Regions from separate parts of the Mus musculus genome. Here all the other regions are linked to region 1. A link is a loop called in an ENCODE intact Hi-C map of the cell type or tissue named here. Cell type or tissue: left cerebral cortex. All regions are shown on one strand.

Evidence for each region. Peaks named below come from ENCODE experiments on the same cell type or tissue, not always from the same donor. Only the 100,000 strongest peaks of a DNase experiment are listed, where the experiment ranks them.
Region 2: a loop joins it to region 1, with 2.2 times the contacts of the local background. A loop is called at or near these places in 10 of 42 quality-filtered maps.
Region 3: a loop joins it to region 1, with 8 times the contacts of the local background. A loop is called at or near these places in 31 of 42 quality-filtered maps.

What each region holds. Positions count from the first base shown.
Region 1 is chr12:35,829,523-35,834,522 of GRCm38, forward strand. No RefSeq gene overlaps it. Among named protein-coding and RNA genes, the nearest start is that of Gm40388, 85 kb to the left of the region's middle. In left cerebral cortex, a CTCF peak has its summit at 1,974 (motif pointing left); DNase peaks (open chromatin) are centred at 1,943 and 3,949.
Region 2 is chr12:35,228,773-35,233,772 of GRCm38, forward strand. No RefSeq gene overlaps it. Among named protein-coding and RNA genes, the nearest start is that of Mir680-3, 36 kb to the left of the region's middle. In left cerebral cortex, no CTCF peak of the experiment used is centred here; DNase peaks (open chromatin) are centred at 2,839 and 3,251.
Region 3 is chr12:35,532,667-35,537,666 of GRCm38, forward strand. Ahr (aryl-hydrocarbon receptor) reads right to left here and starts at 2,323. Exons shown (of 11, transcript NM_013464.4): 1 at 1,896-2,323. The coding sequence starts at 1,957. In left cerebral cortex, a CTCF peak has its summit at 1,964; DNase peaks (open chromatin) are centred at 1,599, 1,872 and 2,463; H3K4me3 peaks cover 1,925 bases; H3K27ac peaks cover 1,259 bases.

The DNA.
Region 1 (5,000 bases):
AGCCTTCTGATGACCCACACTTGCCAGGCTAGAAATTGTGGGTGCCCTTAGCCCACAATTTCCAATGCACTCAAATAACATTTGGAAGCACATCCTTGGTTGTGTCCCTTGCCTTCACTTAAGGCAGCCTCCAGAAAAAGAAACAGAGGCCTACTTCCTAATTTCTTTTGACCTGCCCTCCCCAAAAGACACCCTACATGTGTGGTGACTTAATCTCAAAGAGACTGATTAACTGCATAAAACCTATTGCTATAGAATTCAGAAGGCAAAGACTCTGAACACTGTAGTAGAAATAGATAGTTTGACTAATGGAAATACCTTTACTGTTATACTGAGGTTTTGAGACAAGCAATAAATCAACCTAAGGGGCCAAAGAGATAGCTCAGCAGTTAAGAGCAAACTGTGCTTGCAGGGGACCAGAGTTAAGAATCCAATGCTTCCTGACTCTCAGAGCATTTGCATTTACGTGGACACACCCAGACAGATACACTCATAGCTAAAAGTAATAAAAACATGTTTTTGAAAAGAAAGAAAAAGCTCAGGATTCAAAAAAGGGGGGAAGAAAATCGAGATAGAAACATGCACAAGGGAGCAAGAGGAGGAACCTCAAGAGAAGTGGGCAGAAGAGCAGCTGTCCTAATTGCATGAGAGAGTTTTTATTCCTTCTAAAATATATTTCATTAATGCTACTAATGAAAGGAAGAAGAGAAGAAGCTTAAGTTGAGATCTGTGTTTGGTTCATTCTAAATATTTTAACATTTGACCAACTTTGCAGAATTCAAAGAGATTAATAGTGAGGAAAATATACAAGTTATAATGGGAAGTGGGGGGGAGGTATCCATGTGTATTTTATTTATTAGGTAGTATTATAAAAATTTGGAAAGAGAAGCAAACACCTGTCTTGATTCTGTGCTGATGAAACTATGTCTTCAGTTATGGCAGCATGAACTGTTGACCAATGACCAAACTCTACACAGAAGAAACAGGAAACATGAGACTTACCAGAATCCACAGTAGATTCTCTCTCTCTCTCTCTCTCTCTCTCTCTCTCTCTCTCTCATACTTGTCTGATTCCTATAATGTAAAGATCTAAATTGAAAAGCATAATAATAATTGATTCCTTAAACATCTCGTTAAGCGCTATAAAAGAATACTCAGTGTCTAAACAGCTGTTAGAGGTGTGGCTGTCCACATAGGCATGGGGGGGGGAACATTTTGACTTCTTTAAAAATAAAAGTTTGATATCGGTGTATAAGAAAATCATGTGCTGATAGGAATGTTCTGGAACAATGTCCGATTTGTTTTAAAGTGGTTGAGTATTCCAGTACACATTTGTGCTGTTAAATTCTTAACTCCAGTGTGTTTCTAGAGGGTGTGAGGGTTCCTCTCTTTTCTCTAGTCTTAACAAGTAAATAGGATCTTGTTCTGTTTAGGAAAGTAGCCTGCTTTGTCCCTTGTAAATTCCAGGAAATCCAATTTGGGGCCAAGTCTCAAAGGAGAAGTCTATCCATTTGTAAAAAGCTTTGCTGTGTGTATGTCCCTGATAAAGAGTCTGATTGACTCCATTGCTCTTTGAACATTTTGTTTATCCACCTAATTATCTTGGGAAAGCTGATATATGCTTACTAAGTTAAAAATAAGGAATTATACAGTAGAGCCAACCAGTAAAGCAGGCACACGCTGAAAAGTCACAGGAGTTAGCACAACTCATCTTCTTTTGATAGAATATCCTATTCGGGACTAAAGAGCTGAAAAATAACTGCTTTTCATAGAGGAAAGGGTACCTCACTGACCACGCTGTTAACATGATTTGTTTTATGAGCCATACGATCATGTCAGGTCTGTATAAATCACTGTAATTAAATTCCAATAAGCACTCATGTACGTAACCACATTTATGAGCTCATTTTTCTCTCTGAGTTTCTCACCACTTGGTTTTTTTCAGGTACTTGAAGTCCAGACTTGCTGCAGCATAGTGCCCTCTTCTGGTCAAACTGAAACACTGAATTACAAGAAAGGGACTTGGGAAAGAAGGCAAGCTGGAAAGGGAGAGAGGCTAAGGGGATGGTCAAGGAAAGAGAACGAAGGTAAAAGTGACAGTTAACACGCTAATCTGGGACACATATCCAACCACTGCCTTTGTCACATTTTAGAACTAAAGTTATATTTAGTAAACTGAGTTTGTTTCCGTTGTAAAATAAATTAGGTTTGAAAGATCAAGAACTAACTGAATTGCTATTCAACGTGTTCTAAAGTTGATATATGCCATTTACTGTTTTATCATGTTCAAAGAGAAACATGTCAACTAGTCGTTCTCTTATCCTAGAGTAGCCAAAGTGGCCCTGAGGCCATGAGTCTCTCACTCTAGTGGACATCAAGGGCTCCCTCTGAAACACGACCTAAGCACCATGCTAAGATTCTGAGTTACTGTGATCCCAGATTTAAGATTCTCAAGTGTCTTACCTATCTTTGAGGACAATTATGAATTTCTCTATTTCTCTCAGTCAGAACACAATGGTCACTGTGTAGCCCAACAAGTCCCTGTAAACCTTGACTAGATACTGTGCATGCTAATCAACTACTGTCCGTCCTGACTAGCCACTGTGCACCCAGACTAGACATTGTGCACCCAGATTAGACACTATGCATCCAGACCCTGCCATTGTACACCCAAACTAGACATTATACACCCAGACCAACCACTGTGCACCCTGACTACATCCTATGCACCCAGACCCAGGTACTGTGCATGCAGACCCAGCCATTTTCCACCCAGACCAGACACTGCACCCAGACTAGACACTGCTCCCAACCCCAAGCCCTGTGCACTCAGAACCAGTCTTTGAGCACCCTGCCCAGCCATTGTGCATACCCTGACTAGCCTCAGTCCTCTGCAAGTGCTTCCCCCAGCAGGCGTGTGAACAGCATTATCAACAACAGCCACAGTTAACTGGTTTTCCCTGAATATTTCCTATACAATAGGGACTTTGTTCCAGTTTCTTTATATTTCCATAGCCCTTACACAGTTGTAGCTTTGAAAATGCATCTCTTCTTTCTTTATTACAAATTCTGTGTAGGGTGAAACAGAACAGAACATATATACACCTACCACGAGTGGCAAGTGTAAAATTCCTCCTCCTTTCCTTTGCCATGTAAATTAAATAATAATTAACTTTAGATTAATTAGATCAGGGTCCTTACTAATCTTGGAGAACTGGTTGCCTTCAGAGTTGTTCAAAGATCACGTTCTGGGGAACAGAGAAATTACTAACTGATGTTAACTTCCTTCCAAATATTATAAACATGCCGTTCCTCATACTCCTCTCAAACTAATTGATCCATGTCCCATTCTGCTGTTCCCTTTCCCAGAAGTGCAGTCATGTTCTGATCCATTTTCTCTGGGTTGTTTATGGACTGAGATGAGGAAAAGAAGCAGAGAAATCTTGAGATTAGTTCTCCTGGAGTCTAATCCTTTCCTGGGATGTCTACTCAGAGCTCAGCCTCTTTCAGCAGCACTAGTAAGCAGACACTGGAAGGCTTTGCTTAAGAATGCTTTCACCCCACCTGCTCTATAACTCTTTTGCCACCTATGAGGTCATCTACTCCCTATCCTCCCTCCCCCTGTATGTGGGGGTGGGAAAGATCTGCAATGCCCCTGGCAACAGTCTCAGTAAAAGAGTTTGGTTGAGTTGTTTACTATCCTTGAAGCAACACTAGACAGGAGATGAAAACAGAAGAGGTGAACTGGAGTCATGCACCCAACATTAGAAAAGAAAAGGCAACGTTCTAGACAAATCACATGGCTTGGGAACAGGGCAAGGACCTAGCAGGAAAGAAAATTGCTTACTAAATGCTCCCTCTTGAAAACTTACAGGAGAAGATTTTTCAAGAAGTAAAAGATTCATAACCCTATGATTCAAGAATCTGGAAGTGAGTGTGACTCATTCTGGTTGCAAGGCAGAGAAAAGGCTGTTCTGACTGAGTAACTAGCAATCTCTAGAGAGGAGCAGGGAAATGAGGAAGCTGAAGAATGCTCTGTGGATACACAGACCACAGGAACAAAAACAAACAGAAAAGTAGGCTAACAAGACTAATTTCCAGATGAAACATCTCTACATTTTTATAGTCAGTAGAGCGGCTTTATTCGTAGTTTTTGCAGCAAAAACAATGGTCAAAAACAGGAGATTTATTCCTTAGGGCAAATACAAGACCAAAGGATATAAGGAAAGAATGCCTGTGGGCTGGGGCTATAGCTCGGTGAGTAGAATGTTTGCCTGGAATGCACAACACCCTGAGCTTGATCCCCTTTAATCCCAGCACTTGAGAGGTAAAGGCAAGAAGATCAAAAGTCAAAGAGCATCTTTGGCTACATGGAAAGTTGGAGGCAGACTGAGCTACATGAGACATTCTTAAGAAAGAGAAGAAAGGGAGGAGAAGGGAGGGTAAGAGAGGGGAGAGGAGAGGAGAAGAGAGGAGAGGAGAATGCCTACTTAGCCTCTTTCAGTCATGGGAGAGATGAGTCTGCATCACCAAGTAGCTGTTCTTATCCTAAGTAATCTAAATCAATTTCACTAGCGTGAAAAACTAACCTGCTCAAATATTGTATGATTTGTTCTCTTACTGCCATCTTGTGAAGTTCTAGACAAAGTGGATGACATTATCTCCATAGAAAATGTCTTATTCCTTCCTAGAAGACAGAAGCCATGGATGGAGTGCCAGCGGCTTGCTGCACCTTGATACTGAAAGCCAAGTACTAGAATACTGAGGAGCACAACGTCAACCACTGGCTTGCTCCTCTTCTGGAACTTGTTTGCCTCTGGGTGGTAAAAGGGTAACATGTTCCCCGACTTAGAACCAATTTTAACAGCATTGAAAAATGTAGATCCAATTCTGTATCAGCTTATCTTAAACCAACAAGATAAGAGGAGAGAGACATTTCGTCAATACAGTCAAGGGTCTGATTTGGCTGGGCCTGGAGTGGGGAGCAACCCCACATCCTC
Region 2 (5,000 bases), 600 kb before region 1:
GTCCCAGTGCAGCTGATCAGGGTGAAGTAGGCGTGGTTCAAGAGAGGAGTATGGGAAAACAGTGACTCAGGCTGTGGTGTTACAGGAAAAGGACAACCCACATCCAGGGTCTGAGACATAGAGGAGCCCTGGCTACAAAGGGAAACACAAGAGTCTTCCTGTGGCATGTATCAGCGTGGAGCTACCCAGGGGTACAGGTAGACCCGGCCCAACAGTTTAGCCATTCCTTCCCTTGCTTCCATTCACATCTCAAGCCTTGCTGGCAGTATGTCAGTTTTCCTTCTGTCTATAATTCCCTGGCTTCCTGAAGGTAGGATCATGCCCCCACGTTCCCACCCCATGGAATTATTTTTAATTCTCTGTTCCTGTAGTATTTTAAACAGAAAAAAAATAATGTGACAGAAGTTTGCAGGCCAGACTAGACAGACTTGGGTTTGAAGTGTCTTTCAACCTACATGCTTATGCAAGCCACATAGTATCTCTAAGGCCTGCGTATCTATAATACTACCCACTCCAGTATTGTCTGAAGAAATGAAATAATTGACCTATGTGAGCAGTAATAATAGCAACTAGCAAGCAGAAAGCACGCAGGATTCATTAGTTCAGATAGAGTTTTGAGGAAGAAAATGCAACTCGGGGCAGTTTTCAATTCTGGTTATCCATATTTTAAGTGGGTGTGTCTAGGGGTTGGAGTAATAGATCATGGGGATGAATGAGCAACAGGCAATCCCCTGTAAGAAGCCACACAGGCTGTGATTGACAAGGTCCTTAAAGTCACTCTTTCTCGATCTGTGTTCATCTGGAGCATTTAATGCCATGTCCCTGTAAAGGAAGATCATAGTGTAGATATGATAGAGCTTGTCTTGATTCCACAGATGAAGCAGAGGAATTGGAACGGCTTAGTTAGGCAAGCACCTACAGACCTTTGTCACTAGGTATAAGAACACTCCCTTCCAGACCTCATTAAAGTTGTTTGCCACTCTCCTTTTGTGCCCATAAGTTTTTTAGTAGAAGTCATCTCCTGGAGGCATGACTGCTAACATTTAGGAACTGATTAAATGCATGTGTAGAACTGTGTATGGTACTTGAGAGTTGAAAACTGGAAACAATGATTAAATGCATGACTTATATGCTAACTGTCCCAGTTTAGATTCTAAAACACCATGACTAAAAGCACCTTTGGGAGGAAAGGGTTTATTTCAACTTGCAGTTCCATATCACGGTCCACCACTGAAGGAAATCAGGCCAGGAACCTGTAGAAGTTAGGTCTGGTTATTCCTCCCTGCCCCATGCTTCCAGAAATAAGACTCAGACTCAAAATACAGTTACAAATACATTTACAAACACTTTGGCCATATAGCTAGGCTCTTCTCTGACCACCATAACTTAATGTAACCCATTTATTCTGATTTACATTCTGCCACGTGACTGGGTACCTATCCTCAAGTACCATGTGCCCAACTTGTCATGTCTTCCTGGGTGTTATCCTCTACCTGGATCTATCTCAGAATTCTTTTTGCTTCTAGGATGTCCCACCTCCTATTTCCTACCTAAGCCATAGGCCATCAGATTTATTACTGGCAGGTGCCACGTCCATACAGACATCATTTGTTCTCTCTCCAGGAACCTGGAAGCAGGAAATGGACCAGAAGCCATGGAGGCACACTGCCTACTGGGTTGCTCCTTGTGGCTTCCTCAGCCTGCTTTCTTATACATTTCAGGAACACCTGCTCAGTGGCGACACTGCCCACAGTGTGCTAGGCCCTCCCACATTCATTTTTCCTACAAAACAATATTACATAGGTTTTTTTTTCAACAAAAATCCCTTCTTCCTATACATGTTGAAATTTGGATCAAGTTCAAACAAACAAACCAGCTTTCTAATGAAAAATGAATGAGACAGATACAAACCAACCAACCTGGAAACTGGTATAGACCACACTCTTGAAAAGATGATGTGATGTCAAGTAGGTGAAAATTACCGGTGGAAATGTAACAAAATTGAGGGCATTTTAGGAAAATGGAGAGTTATTATGGAAAGGAGGAAATTGGAGTAAGAGAAGCAGAAGGTGCTAGCGAGAGTTATGGAGGACATCTAAGAAGAAAAGCATTACTGGGACTGATGTGGAAGATAAGACCATCTTCCTGTGTCCTGTGTGGCAGGCCTGAAGAGACACAAAGAAGGTCAGGCTATTTGTCAATGAACAGGTTATTTGAGAGATTAAGACTAATTATTCTTTTATAAATATACACCAATAAAGCCACCAATTATTAGGTCAAGACTTTGAAATGCTGGACATTGCATTTACTTCAAGTCATAATCATTTTTGAGGTGGGCATGGTTACTACCAATTTTATGGAAAGAAGAGATAGACATGTGCCTTAATTCCCTGGAAAGTGACTGGCAGGCTTAGCCGTATGTATTTACACTACTTCCTAGTTTTCAGTTTTTTGCTTTTTTAATGGGATAGGAACATTCCTGGAACCATAATGTGAGCATAAAGTTCTCTTCTCTGATAAGAAAGATCTAGGATGTCCACAACAACAGTTTGCAGCAATTGAAGGTGATTGCCCCGAAACCCAGCCATGGATGCCTGTGGATATGTTGACGCACACTAGAGAACAGGGAGCCAGTTTCTGAGCAGAACCAGCATTCAGTGTGTGCTGGTTTCCAACTTGTCACACTGAGATGCTGCTGAGCAGACACTGGGTCTGAATGGCTATAGTACTCTGAGAGTGGCATTATCTTTTTGTGGAGGAGGAAAATAAAGCTCAGAGAAATTTTCATTCTACACTTTAGAGAGCAGTAGAGATGAATAAGAATCCAGCTGCTCTATGGATCTTGGTTGCCAGGGAAATAGATGAACAGATGGGTGCCCATCCTTGTGATTTATATAGAGATCTTGTGATAATTTTTGCAATGTGCCCTGCATGGTCCCTTAAAGTGGCTTTTTTGTGTGTGTGAAAAGATTTTTTTCAAGTCCTTAATTTACTAATGTAGAATTGGTAAAAGATCCAATTTTTATTATTTTGAAGTATAGAAAAGAGAGATTCTATGCAGCAGATAGTTTTGATCATGTCTGTATGTGTAGCCATGGACTATCCAGTGAAAGAATGGTAGACCCAGGTCAATTTGTCAATAGCTCAATTCTAAGTGTTTTCTCATAATCATGCTAGGCTTCCCACCAAGTTTTGCTAATTAGTCAACACAAGCAATTAAAAGAATGTCTTGTATCTGGTCTAATTCATTTGCAGCATGTTAGCATGTTGAGGAACATCCTGGACAGCTCAATCCATCATTTCCAAGAATGGGGCCCCACAACATGCTAGCTCTTTATGGTAAAGCTGTGAATTAGTATTATCTTCACCATTTTGTAAATGGAATGAAATAATATAGTTGCTTTGAAGATCCTGTCATGCTATTTATGTGTTCACTCATTACACTTGGTCTTCAAATTTATGGGCTGCTTTGATTAGTGGTGGTAATAGCAGATAATTATTGTAGCCTTCAGGGGGGATGAAAGGAGAAATGGAAATGATTAAAAATAAATTAACTTTTTCATGTACAGAAAGGATGAGAGAGAAAAAGCATCAATGCACTCTTTAAACGATCAAGTCATTTACTGGGACATTTTGAAGCCTCATTAACAATTAACAAATTGATCTTAATGAATCTCATTTCATTTCATTGGCAGGTTGCCCAGGGCCTTGAGGATATGGTTAGTGGGACCAGATGGTTATCTCCGCCAAATGGCTATAATCTCACATTATAAAAGGCTGTTCTTTCCCAATGATTATTATACAATAAGACAAAAAAGGAGGATGCTTGTGTCAAGTCCTTGCAGGAATTTGAAAACAATTTCTTTTGAGTGTGGTGTATTAGCAAGATGAAAACTGACAAAAACTGCTGCTGAATTTGGGACTTGGCTTACCTTGAGACTATAAATGCGTGTTCTACCGCAGCTCATTGATGTCGATTTTTATTGACTTAGACCAGAATCAAAACTCCAGCTCTCCATGAGTTACATAGATTCTCCATAATGATGTGGAAATGAAAGGCAAGGAAGCAGGACACCTCACAAGCTCACAAGTCTGAGCTCTGCCTTAAGCCTGCCTCAAAAGAGCAGTGCATGTCCTGGGTGTGGTTTGCCAGGTTCACACCAGCAAATGAGCCCCTCTGAGTGCTTAGGCTCTGTTAGTGCCACATCTGCAGGAGGTATTAAGTTTCCTTTTGTTTTTGCAAGTTTCCCTACTTCTGATGAAAACCAGTTCTAGCTGAGTTAGAAAAGGCCCTAAAATATTGAGATCTAAACCTAGGTCTTGGGAGTTTGATGTACATCACCATTTTAGAGCAGAGGTCATCTAATTTGCCTAGTGAGATAAAACTAAGCCCTCTATTTTGATCAACATACCCCCTTTTACCCACCAAGATGGATTCAATTATTAATGCAATCATATTTTAAATACACACACACATACACGCATACCATCCTATCTTATTTCCAGTTACTCACCAATACCTTTGTATTAGCATTGTAATTTTCTAGTGGCTTCTCATTATAAGCATTTACCAAGACTTACTTATACTCATCCATTTTATTTTTTATAGGAATGGTATTTTCCTTGCCTTTTGGTCTCTGAGTATGATCAAATGTAGAAATGGTATTTTCCCACCCATGATTCATTGGGTTACATTGAATTTAATTAATTTTATAGAGAACATAAACAAATATTAAACAAGTAGCAATTTTTCATAGTTGCCAGAGATTGAGAATTTTGACTCTGGTCTAGTTTACATACTGTAGATAGGTATAACTGCAGTTTATCAAAGGTGTTTGTGATCTCAGTATGAGCTAAGCCCCCGATTCAAGAGCAACGCATCATAGATTGCATCTTCTCTGTAGTGAGCAGAAATGGATGTATGCCTGTGTACCAGAGATCAACAATACTCCAATGTATCCCAGGAGGTAAGACAGTCATTTTCAATCTGTTGACCCAGA
Region 3 (5,000 bases), 300 kb before region 1:
CTTTGATTATGTGATTATACAGCTCACTATTTTCTGTTCAGGGGGGACAACGTAAGTACTTTCACTAAAGGACCTAAGTGCCAGCACTAAAGTCTTCGACAAAGCAAGCTGGTGACCTTTAAGGCATTTGAAGGCTCAGAGTTGATTAAAGGTGTTCAGTACAGATCTGATAAACAGAAGTCAAGGACCAAATAAAATAAAATATAAGTTCGTGGGGACAACAGTTTAGTTGTCCGAAATTATCAAATGCAAATAGTGAGACAATATAATAAAAGGTGTAACTTAATCTAAAAGGAAGTGTTGTCGTGTTAAAAAGGAAGCTCTCTATATTAACTAGAAACTAAGAGCACTCGCCGTTATAATGAATAACATTTAAGATGGTGACCTTTGTATAGAAAGCAGTTTATGTCCTTAAATAACATAAGGAAAATCAGTTACTTAGACTTAGACACTCAAGCGGAGCTCCAAGTTTTATGCCCATGTACATAATACCTGAGATTTTTCATCTCATACTGAGTTAGTATTACTATTAATGAAAACAGGGAACAAGCACTTGAAAGCCTCGGAAACTGTAACTGCCAGGAACAAAGTCAAATTGAGCAAACATGTTTTAACAAAAAGAAACCGTCCTACAAAATACTAAAGCACTGAAAGCCAGGGTCCAAAGAACTGCCGGGGTAGAAAACTGCTGAGTCAACGACATTTGCGTCCTTTAAAGTGTACCAACCATAAAACTTCCAAATTCTGATCAAACTATTTACACATGGACATCTCCTCTCAATATTAATTTGTAAGTCAAGATTTGAGGAACTAGGACAGTTGAAATTCTTAAGGGGAATTAAAATCCACAAATAACCCAACTTCTAAGCTAGTAACTATTTGTAAACAGTGTATAAATCTTAAGTTGGTTTTTTTGTTGTTTTTGTTTTCTTTTTTTGGTTCACTTGGTGATAGCTGTCATGTTTCAAGCAAAACACACACTACTGATTGCCTGAAAGTGTTCCTAAAATAATTTATTTTTTTAAAAAAATAACAAATGGTGAGATGTGGAAACTCCAAGGTAATTATGAATGAATGCATCAATACAGACAACTCCTAAATGGAACCCTGTCTCAATCATGAATCTCTTTTCTGAGGGGGGAAAAAAAATCTCCCATCTCATACAAATAGCCCATGGAAATAAAGACCAAAGCCTGTAATCTCTGTCAGAATTGGCAAAAAAAAAAAAAAAAAAAAAAAAAAAAAAAAAAAAAAAGCAAGGGGAAATGAACTACAGGTAGAGAGTAGAAATAACTTAGAAGTCAGTCTAGTTCTTTTTCCTCTTCTTAATGATTTAAAATTTTACAGACCCAAAAGCACTCCAAAAGGAGGAAGAAAACTGCACCAAAGAGTGGCTAAGAATGCCACCAAGCTGCCAGGGCACCTGTCCACTGCACACTCCAACCTGCTATCAATTCTGCGCCTACACCGAGCCCTGCAGAACTGCTGCCTAGGAAGTAAATGAGAGAGCAAAACAGAAAGCTAGGCGCTAAGAACAGAAAGACATTCCTTCAAAGGCACAGGTCCCCTCCTTCAAGACAACACGTGTTTAGCTCTGCCCAACATCTCACCTCAGTGAGCTGTCTACTTATCCTCCGTGTCCCCTAAAGCTCACGGCAGCGGAGATCTAGAGTGGAGGATTTCCAGGCAAGCTTAACTAACTAAGCTAGAGCGGCACTAGGTAGGTCAGAGCTGTCAACGAACCAGCCAGGGAAGGTCGCTGAGCAGTAAAGGTGCAGGTGCCTGAAAGCAGGATTTTTTTTTTTTTAACGCATTGGTTGAGACTCAGCTCCTGGATGGCGGCACGCGTGGGGACCTCCCGCACCCTCGGAGCGCGCCTGCCCGCCGTCACTCACGTTTTCTGCACCGGCTTGCGCCGCTTGCGGCTGGCATAGGTGATGTTGGCGCCGCTGCTCATGGTGCCCGCGCCCTGCCCGCTCCACCTGCGTCCCGGAGGCGGCGCCCTGCCCGCGCTGCGCCCAGGTGAGCCGCCGCCGAGGGCGGGACGACCGCGACGCGCAGGTGCGGGCGACAGAGGAGACTCGGGCTGCCCGAGCTGGCCGCGGAGGAGAAACCCGCACGCTAGCCGCGCCCGGTCCCGAGGGTCAGGAGGGGCCGCAGTGCTCTAGGGCTTCCCGGCTCCCGCGCTGTGCCGCGGCGTCGCTCACAACCCTGCCTGGCAGCCACCCCCGAGTCCGTCCACCAGTTCGTCCTCCGGGTCGCTCCGGGCTGAGCCTCTCCGGGACACGCGTGGGGCACCGAGCGTCAAAGGGAGCGCACACACACGCTGCCGCCCGCCGCGAGCCCGCTCCTCCGCAGCCGCGACCCCGCGCAGCTCCGCCCCGGGCTCCAGCCCCGCCCCACCTGCTCGGCCCCGCCCCTCACGGTTCCCAGGAGGGCCCCACCCTCTTCGCAGCACGTGATGACGCAGGACGTAGTGACTCCCAACACTTCTTGCAGTCCGAGGTTCTGGGGGTGGGGTGGTGTTCGCCCAGTACCTGTTTTCCAGCCTCAAAAGGGGTGTGAGGCCACATTATGCCTAGGCAAATTCCTTGTAACCCAGACATCAAGATTTACCAGGCAAAGAGCTTAGCTCATCCTAGAGTTGAGTCATCTAATTTTTGACAAAGATTTTACATTGAGCTGGTAGATAAATAACTGCGACTGGAGAGCATTCTAAGGGGAAAACTTCAAAAATGCCCTGCAAAGTTAGTTGTCTTGAAGGCTACGAGTTTTATAATCCTTTTCCCTCCCACATTTATTTTATGTCTACAGAAGACAATAAAACATCGTTTCCTCCATCAGACTTCAGGAAGATGAGAAGGAAAGAAGCACAGGAGTGCTGAGAGCATGAGAAATTGGAGGGTAGGTACTGAGACTATGACCAGAGACCTGAGTTTCTGTTAGTAGTACGGTAGAGCTGATGGGAGGAAAAAGAAAAAAAAAAAAAAAGATAATCTAGGAACAAATCATAAAGATTTAATGAAGAAATTGGGTCTCATTCTGCAGACAACAGAGAGCTTTTAAAGGCGTAATTTGGAAGATGATGTTCCATCTTTCTTGGGAAAGTCACTGTGGGAAAAGGTGGAAATTCTGTTACTCAGGAACAAAACAGATGGAAGAGAGAATCGCTGGGAAATTGATGAAATCGACCAGCTGCAAGACCAATGGCACAGCCATGGGGATGAGAGAAAAGAGACAGCAGAGATGATAAAGGAAGAGGGAAGGTCGCTGTTAACCACCAAAGAATAGAGGCAGAGAAGTGAATTTTGGGAGTCAGGTAGGTGATGCTGGACATGAAGAGATAGAGATGAAGTCTGATGTGTTTTATAGATTTGAGAAAGAGATCAGAAGAGAGGATACACAACAGCAAGGAAAAGGATAGCGAGAAAACTAAGAACAACAAATGGTGCCCAGGCTGTGGAGGAAGAAGAACCCGCATCACTGTGGGTGGTTGTAAACTGGTCCAGCCACTGTGGAACTCTGTATAGAGTTTCTCAACAAATTAAAAACAGATCCACAAGATGACCTGCTATTCTCCTGCGCACATACCTGATAGCCCTTCATTCAAAACAAGTGAGAAGTGGACCCAGACTAGATTCACATCAACCTATGGATGGATAAATAAAATGTAGTGCGTCTACACAATGGCATTTTATGGGACTCTGAATAAAACTGAAATCATGGCATTTGCAGGTAAACAAGTGGAACTGGAGGCTGCCGTGTTAAGCATGGCAGACACAGAAGGCAAATACCATGTTTTCTCTAGATGTATGCTCTAGATTTTGATTTTTACACATGTTGAAACTAGGAAAGCGATCATGAGAGTGGAAAAAGGAGCTCTTGGGTTGGAGGTGAGAAGAGAAAGGGCAGGAGAATACACATGACACAGAAGGAGAAGAGGGGATCCTGTGGGAGCAAGCAGAGCAGCAGGAGTGGGGGAAGGAATGGGGGGGGGGCGTCCAGCAGAATGGGAGCATGGTAATTCATACATTTCATTAAGCCCATCGCTTTGTGTGCTAATATTAGAAACAAATTTAAGAGTTAAAATTGATAGTTTTCTCAACTATGTTTCCAGCTGGGTAACAATGGCATGAATCACCAGAAAGAAATTATAAAGCTGGCCTCATGCTTCTTAGGTTTGAAATAGATTTAGGACATCTAAGGAAAGATGGTAAATGGGGCAACCTGTGAGGTAGAAACTGGAACTGTGATCGAGAAGCTGTTTGCTATTGGACAAAAAAGAGAGTGTGGTGATGCCCTGTGGGTACTGCAAAAGAACTGCCAGGACTAAAACCTGGAAAGCTCAAGAGCCCCACCCCCACTCCCCACCCCCCACCCCCCACCCCGAGAGCTGGGTCCACCGGTGGAGTGGAAGGTGAAAAATGGCCCCGTTATTTCAACAAGGAAGGCCGAGAAAAGAGAACAAAGATTCACTGACTAGTGTGAACTATTTTGCGAGGCCCCATTGTTAATTACTAATTAATAATAATGTAGTGTTGATTTAATGGGAGTGATGAGTGGGGTTGTTCTACTTCTTTACAAAAGATGAAGAGGTCATTGACTTTGTGAGGAAAAAAAAAGACAAAGGTGATAAGTAACAATAGATACTTATAGAAAAGCAGAGAAAGTGCCCAAGCAGAAATGAGATCAGGGCTGTGGTGGACTTGCTAACAACGAGAGCAGTTCTTGAGGGGCTTTGCTTTGTAAAGTCCCCCATAGCTTCTATAGGGCTTCATGGTTCCCACCTGCAATCCCGGCACATAGTGTGCTGAGTCAGGAAGGAGTCTACAAGTTCAAAGCCAGTCTAAGCACCAATATTATTAGCCTAAGTATGATTTTTTTTTTTTCTGAAATGGGGGGACTTGCACAGAATGTCTTTACTGAGTCCTTTAATAAGGTCTTCCAGGTGATCCAACAGTTTGGGGTTGAGTGCCATGTAAGTTAGGGGAGAAAGGATA